Regions from separate parts of the Homo sapiens genome. Here region 1 is linked to region 2. The links are chromatin contacts, found by Hi-C in ENCODE. All regions are on one chromosome and are shown on one strand. Each heading gives the region's core, a stretch centred on a gene start or an enhancer-like site at or near the end of the contact. The rest is flanking DNA. Distances are from core to core; before and after follow the strand shown. Region 1 overlaps MSI2 (musashi RNA binding protein 2). Region 2 holds the start of TSPOAP1 (TSPO associated protein 1).

The links. Hi-C counts contacts between places; a loop is a spot of excess contacts on that map. Pooled maps may share reads with other maps.
Region 1: a map with no recorded cell type shows a loop between it and region 2 (5-fold over the local background). The contact joins the enhancer-like site here to the promoter of TSPOAP1 in region 2. A Hi-C loop is called at or near these places in 11 of 37 single-sample maps with no recorded cell type and 6 of 50 pooled maps.

Annotation. Positions count from the first base shown.
Region 1 is chr17:57,453,593-57,457,333 of GRCh38, forward strand. All of the region lies in intron 6 of MSI2 (musashi RNA binding protein 2), which reads left to right. Among named protein-coding and RNA genes, the nearest start is that of MSI2-AS1, 150 kb to the right of the region's middle. RefSeq lists an enhancer at 1,843-1,962. Within about 2 kb of position 1,504, at least 11 of the 41 ENCODE cell types and tissues checked have a DNase peak (open chromatin) inside an H3K27ac peak, as active enhancers do.
Region 2 is chr17:58,327,144-58,330,852 of GRCh38, forward strand. TSPOAP1 (TSPO associated protein 1) reads right to left here and starts at 1,652. Exons shown (of 32, transcript NM_004758.4): 1 at 445-1,652. The coding sequence starts at 777. TSPOAP1-AS1 (TSPOAP1, SUPT4H1 and RNF43 antisense RNA 1) reads left to right here. Exons shown (of 5, transcript NR_038410.1): 2 at 907-978. RefSeq lists silencers at 35-94, 705-814 and enhancers at 495-654, 1,525-1,594, 2,125-2,294, 2,395-2,474.

The DNA of each region.
Region 1 (3,741 bases), core at 254-2,753, 870 kb before region 2:
ACACAAGCATTTGCCTGTGTACAGCATATACCTTGTGCCGGGCACGCTTTTCTATTACTTCATTTAACCTATCTATGCCTAGTGTTCCATTATCGGAACGCCAAGCTTGTGGGGAGTTATTTATATCCTACTGCTCAAGGTCATCACCAAGGTCTGATTTTTCACAAAAATTTGCAACCTCCGGCATAAATGGGTTAATTCTCAACACCATCCTCAGGATAGGTACTGTCATCATTCCCACTCTACAGGTGAGGGATTGGGCTATAGTAACTTGTTTGAGATCAAAAAGCCAGGAATTGGCAGAGCCAGGATCCAAACTGCCTGACCCCAGAGCTCATACCTTTATCTTTCTCATCAAAAACCACTGGTTGGATGAGTACCTCTCTGGGAAGAAAGGGCTGCATGACCCTGTGTGCTATTACCCACCTGTTGGCCGCCAAGGCTGATACCTGGCAGGAAGCCCTCATTCACAGGGCAGAAGGCTCAGTGAAATAAACAGGCACCCAAGGGCTAAGTGGAGAGGACTGGCTCGCTCCAGGAGCTCTGTGCAGATCTTGAGCACATTGGCTCAGTATGTTATTGAAATGATGGAGCTCGGGGCGGAGTGATGATTAATAGTGCCTTTGGCAGCCCCCAAAACCACCAGGAACTGTGGATAGTGAGAGGCCCACCATCCGGTGTCACCACAATGGTGCTGGTGTCCAATGAACGTGTGCTTCCATATACTGTTCTGAAGGGCAGTAGTGAGTGGTTCCAGCCCGCCTCATCTTCCCTGTAGCTGCTGAAGGTATGTCTGTCCTCCTTCCTTCCTTCTTTCCTCTCTCTCTCTTTTTCTTTTTCTCTTTCTTTTTTTTTTTTTTTTTGAGATGGATTCTCGCTCTGTCTCCAAGCTGGAGTGCAGTGGCACGATCTTGGCTCACTGCAACCTCCAACTCCCTGGTCCAGGCGATTCTCCTGCCTCAGCCTCCTAAGTAGCTGGGATTACAGGCACCCGCCACCACGCCTGGCAAATTTTTTGTATTTTTAGTAGAGATGGGTTTCACTATGTTGGCCAGCATGGTCTCGATCTCCTGACCTGGTGATCTACCCACCTCGGCCTCCCAAAGTGCTGGGATTGCAGGCGTGTGCCATGGCATGTGTTTTCAAGATCTCCTTTGACCCAGGTCTGTGGCTTTGGTCCTTTGCCATGGACTAGAGTTCTTCATAGGCAAGTAGTCCATGTGGCGCTTGAGCTCTTCACTAGATTAAAGCCAGTAGAGGTAACAGCGCAGCCCCTCTGGCTAGGGAAGAGGGGTGCCGCTAGCATCATTCCATCTGGGGCTTCACCTCATCTTTGCATACCAGCCCTGCCTGCTGCTGCTCCTGTCGCAGGCGTGGAAGACCTGGCTGGAACCCTATTCCTGCCATGACCTTGAGGCTGTTCAGTAACCTCTGAGAGCCTGATTTTCCCACCCACCTTATGAAGTTCTTACAGAGCGCCTAGCTCTCATTCAGGTGCGTGGGAGATGCTCAGTGACTTCGAGTTCCCTCCTCATGCCTCTTCATGTGGCTCTGGGGCTTGTATTAGAGCTTCCCTTTCTTTTAGAGTACAGCCAGCTGTCTATTGCAGCTTGTATATGAAACGGTCTCTCTCTGTGGTAACTTTGCACAAAAGATGGTTTTGTGGTCAGCCTCTGAATAATGCAGTGAAGCCCCTGCCCCCCAACTCACACACAGGGAGCTGTGGTCACAGTCGGACCACTTGGCAGCCATCATAAGACTTGAAATGGGGGGTTTGAAGCCATTGCTTGTGAATTAGCATGTTTTTCTCTCTTTTGCCTTTGTGAAAACCAACTTCCTGTGCAGCCGCTTGTGTTTTAAAACCCTGAAAAAGGGGGGCCAGCTCTCAGCCCTTGTCCACCGCTGGTTCCTAGGACCGTTATGAATTAAAGATTACAGCCGTTAAAAAGAGATCGTCTTTAAACAAGCGCAGTTCTCTCTCCTCATGCCCCCTGAGTGGAGAAGTTTTTGTGTATAGCGAGTCCAAAACAAACAGAGATGTTCTTGAGAGATGTGGGGAGCAGGGGCCGAGACAGCAGGAGAGCGAGGGCAGCAGAGGGACAGTGGGGGAGAGCCGGGGAACTGTAGTTTTGAATTGTTGGCCTCCTGTCTGCATGCTCAGAGAAGCAGGGCCGCGTGGAGTGCCCAGCGGAACCTGCTCATGCTGATTTGCTGCGTCACCTTGGGAAAACGTTGGCTTTGCTCCTCCGCAGCACGCACACAGGCACAGGCACACACACGTTCCCATCCCAGCTGGTGCCCGCGTGTGGGTGTTAGGCACAGACTCTTTGGACAAAGCTCTGGAGATGAATTGGGAAAGAAGTGTGGTAGAAACATCACCAGGAAGCTTTGTGTTACGGGCCTTGTCACTGCATGTGAAGATAGACCAGACGCCCCGCAGAGACAGCCCTCTTGAAACTCTCACCTAAAGGAGATGCTACCAAGGTGAGGGACCTCCGGGCAGCAGAACAAGAACATCGAACAACCACTACGGTTTAACAGGAGCAAGAAACGATCTTTCCGAACTTTCCTCTGTGGATGCAAAGATGTTGAAGAGCAGTTCCTGCCTTTGGCAGGGAACTCGGGGTGCACACGGGGAGACAGACAAGAAGGGATGAGTCCAGGGCACTTGTATGTCTGTACCTTCTCTTAGCCTCATAACATCTCTATGAGGGAGCGAAGAACATCACAGCTTTGGCCGGGCGCAGTGGCTCACGCCTATAATCCCAGCACTTTGGGAGGCCAAGGCGGGTGGATCACGAGATCAGGAGTTCAAGACCAGCCTGGCCAAGATGGTGAAACCCTGTCTCTACTATTAGTGGGGCGTGGTGGCAGGCACCTGTAATCCCAGCTACTCAGGAGGCGGAGGCAGAGAATTGCTTGAACCTGGGAGGCAGAAGTTGCAGTGAGCTGAGATCGCACCACTGCACTCCAGCCTGGGCGACAGAGCGATCGAGACTCCATCTCCAAAAAAAAAAAAGGAACACCACAACTGACTTGCCCTGTGTTGGAGATGGCTGTGCAGATTTAGTCTTGCTCAAGGGCTTTACCAAGGGTTGTGCTCAGGGCACAACTGGGGCTAAATTCCAAGGCCTGCTGCCTTTGGGTCCGTAAATCTTCATTGCAGATGTTGATGTAGTTTCCAGGACTGCATCATCTTGGAGTTTATTTTAGGCAGATGATTGCCTTCTAGGTCATTCTCAACCATTTAAGTATCCTTGGCAGGAGAACTTATCTGAATGGGCCAAGGCTCTTTGAGTTGGGAGCAAGGCGTATTTTCCCACCCAATCTCCATGCACCCGGGTCCTGTGGTTTCATTGGCACTTCATTTGGAAAGTTGTTGGCTTTTGGGAGGAGAAAGGAAGGAGAAGTTTGGCAGCATCCTGTTCCAAGGCCTAGAGTTTTAATGTGTGGTCAGACTGTTTATTGATTAATTGGTTTTCAAGAGGGAAACATGTTCTTTCAGGACATAGGGTCTCTAGGACAAAAATAACTTTAAAAGAAGAGGTGGAGATGTTAGAGAACACTCTAATAACTCCTATCACTTCACAGCTGGGAAACCTGAACCCCCAAAGGGGTAAGAGATTTTAGAAAGTTTCACCAAATTCCCCATTTCTCTGGACAGAATTGGACTCTAGATGGAGGACTAGACATTTTCCCCTAGAGCCGTGTTTCCCCAGGGCATTGAGAGGTGTTAGGAGA
Region 2 (3,709 bases), core at 402-2,901:
TGCTCACACCCACCCCAACCCTGCCTCAGCCCAGCACCAAGCCCCCTCCCCTCAATCTACTTCCTCTGCACTGATTCTCTGTGCACCTCCACACTCCCCCTGTATCCCCCAGCCCCTAAGGACAGACAGACTCATGGAAGAAGAGACACAGACAGACACACTGTCAGGAGGAGGCACAGAGAGGGACGGGGCAGCAGCAGGGCCAGATCTAGACAGACAGGCAAAGAGGGTCAGAAGGACAGACAAATGACGAAAGAAATGGAGCCCCTCAGATTTCTGCTCGATGAAGAGAGGACAGATAGCCACAGAGATGGACCCACAGACAGGCCAAGAGAGGACAGGTGGGCATTGGGGATGCATACCTCGCCTCACCTCCTGGCCAGGCTGGAGGACATGGTGAGAGACCCCCACCTTGCAGACCCCAGCCCTCCACAGATCCCTTACCTTCAGGAAAGCCTCCACTTCCTCATCCTCTGGCCTCTGGCAGGCGGGTCCAGAGCTGGATGCTTGCTGGCCCAGGCTGGGCAGACAAGCCTCTGCTCCTTCAGGGTCAGTTCCCCCCACGGGCCTGGAGCTCCCGTCTCCTTTGGGCTTGGAACTCTCCTCAGACCTCAGTTCTTGAAGCTGCAGAGCTGCCGGAGGAGTATCAGCGATGCTTGGGGCTGCACTGCTAGGTTCACCCCCTCGACCTGGAGTCCAGCTATGCCAGGTGGGCAGTGCCCATGGCTCCATGGCTCCAGGGTCCCCAGGCCGTGGGAGGGTTGTCAGTTGCTCCATGGTACTGCCAAGGGGCCCCAGAACCCGGGCCGGGGGACATCACCCAGCCAGGTGGGGGGACTGGCGAGGGTCATGCCAGGCCAGCCCCTCTCCCCTCTGAGCTCTTGCTTCACCGACGCTCCATCCAAGGTTGGCTGAGCTCTTCCCCACCCACAAAGGAGGCTGCAGAAGGCGCCAGGGCTGCTGGAGCTGGAGCCAGGGGTATGTGAGCTATGTTTGCTGGTAGCTGTGTGTGTGCGCGAGTATGTGGAGGAGCGAGGGTGTCCCTGTGGGGGTAGGGAGGATGTGCAGAGGCCACCGACAGCTGCGCCTGGGTGAGGGTGCGTGTGTGTGTCTCCAGGTCTGTCCGTGCAGGTCAATGCTGTCTCATGTGTTGGGAAGATGGGTGCCCCCACTTCTGTGTGTTGAGGGGGGTGGTGCTGTGTGTCACTGTCTGCCCATTTCAGAGTTGCCAGTTGTTTGTGTGTGTGTGTGTGGGTGTCTGTATTGCAGGGCTGTGGCAGTATGTGATGCTGTCCCTGGTTGTATCTGAGTGTGTCAGTGTCGTGCAGCTGTGTGCATCGGTGTCGTTGTGTGTCTGTCAGTGTCTGTGGGTCTGGCCGTCTGTCGCAACCCCTCAGCCCGGCCAGAGGCTTCAGGAGCTGCTGGGGGTGATCCCCAGTGGTCCGCTGTGGTCCTTTATCTCCGGCTCTGCTCTCTGCTGCTGCTCTTTCGCTTGCTGGGTGGCTGGGCTGGTCCTAAGGAGGCCTGGGTCGATGGGCTGCTTGCCTCATAGTCTCAGCCCCTGCTGGCCTCTGCTCTGGGGACTGCAGGGGTCCCTTACAGTCCAGGAGCCTCGAGATGGTGGGCTCCGAGGAGGGCTGAGCCTCAGAATTGGGTGGGGGGGTGAGCCGGGAAGAGCCAGCCCTCCCCTCCTCCTCCTCCTCCTCCCCTCCCACCCACCAATAGGAAGTCGGCTGCTGGTTTCCATGGTGATGGCGCTGGACTGGTGGGCTGAACCGGCTGACAGGGTCGGGGACAGAAGGAAGAGCAGGTTTCTCACGGCATGTCAGCCCAGGGCTCCCACATGTGGCCTCCCACCCTCATCTTCACACATTCTCACACCTTCCGGAGTACAGAGGCGAGTGGGGTGCAGATGGTCCTCCCTACATCGGGTGAGACTGATAGAGACAGAACGGGGGAGGGTATGACAGAGATCCAGCCACAGAGAAGGGCAGAACTAGAAAAGATGGGACTTGAGATGAAACAAAGAGAGAGACAGAAACCAAGAGAAAGAAACCGGGAAGACAAGCAAAGAGACAGGTAGAAATAGACGGAGAATTCCTTCTGCTTCCTCCTGGCAGATTGCACTTGGGGGGCAACCTGGCTGTCCCAGGCCACCAGGGAAGCCCACATGGCCTGTTGGGTTGGCTTTGTCCCGAATTGCCTGGAAGTTCATCTTCTGTCTAGCCTTAGATCTTGTTGCTAAATAATTTGGGGGACAAGGACGTGAGAATCCCCTCAGCCAGGAGTCAGTCTATATGCAGTGGCAGGGGTCTAGACAGAGTCCCCAGAGCCAGGGGTGTTGGGAGAAGCCCCGAGAGGCAGCCCCTCTCCACTCTGAACCCGGGACTCATTAGGCAAGCCAGTTTCAGCCAAGGTCGGGGGCCCTCGTGTGGCACCCCCACAGAATAGCAGCGGTGATACTGAACCCTAGAGCCCCTGACTGTGGGCTCCACCCAGGCAAGAGCCAATGGAACTGGAGGTAGGGGGTGCATGGGGAGGAGTGGACATCTTCACTTCCCTAAAGCAGTGTGTAGGTCAACACGCACGCCACTGCATGATGTGTTGCTGTTTAGGTCAGAGTATATATGCATGCCATTATGCGCATGCGTGTGTATAGTATGCATCTATAGAATAGACATTATCTATTTCTGTATATGTGAAGGGGCCATTGTGTGTATATATGTGTGTGCTATTATGTGTCTATGAGTCACATAATAAAACGTAACAAAAACACATTGGGTGTATCTGTATGTATGTTTCTGTGTCATTGCATCTATGTTTGTTTGCCACTGTGTCTATGTGTGTGCTGTTATGTGCATGGGAGGCTATCATTGCATGAGTTTATAAATTACAACACATCATGATATATATAGATATGGATGCTACTATATGGCACAATGTAGTAATTGATTACACAATATATGACATGCTCATATCGTCATGTAAATATGCATAATGACATGGTTTGATTTATATATATATATCACCATGTATCTATGTATTCTATATTTATCATGATATATGAACATGTCTCTATCTATGTATGTGTATGGAGCCACCGTGTTTATTATGCAAATGTCACTGTATGTGTGTGCTCTTCTATGTGTAAGACACGCCCTATGTTTCTATCATTGCATGTGTGTACTACTGAATATGTATGTGCCCTGGGTGTGTGTAATCCCTGTGTGTGTCATGCCAGTCATGTCACATGTGTCTGTGTGTGTGTTACTGGCACACTGAATGGGGCCTCTGTGTGTAAATGCATTTGCATCTCAGTGTGTGCTTTGTATATGAGTGTCTGTGCCCTTGTCTAAGATGCTGTGTATGTGCCACAGTGGATTTTGCCCAATTTTTATATGACCTAGGACCCCCTAGACTTTCTTAGATTAAAACTGGATGTAGGCAGCTTTCAGTTTGGGTATGTAGGGGGGCAGGATAGGGCCAGAGCTAGGGTAGAAGGTGAGAGGATGCCTTACATCCCTGCCCCTTTCTGCAGATGGCCCAGGCCCTTCTCTCCTCCGGCTGTGGCCTGGCCAGGCCCAGAGCCCTCTTCTGATCTCATAGGCAGGGCCAAACCCGTATCTTCTGGAGGAGCGACAGAGGTTCTCCCTCCCAGCCCTTCTGTGCGCCCATACTGTCCATGTGCCTGCCGCCCGCATTCAGCTCC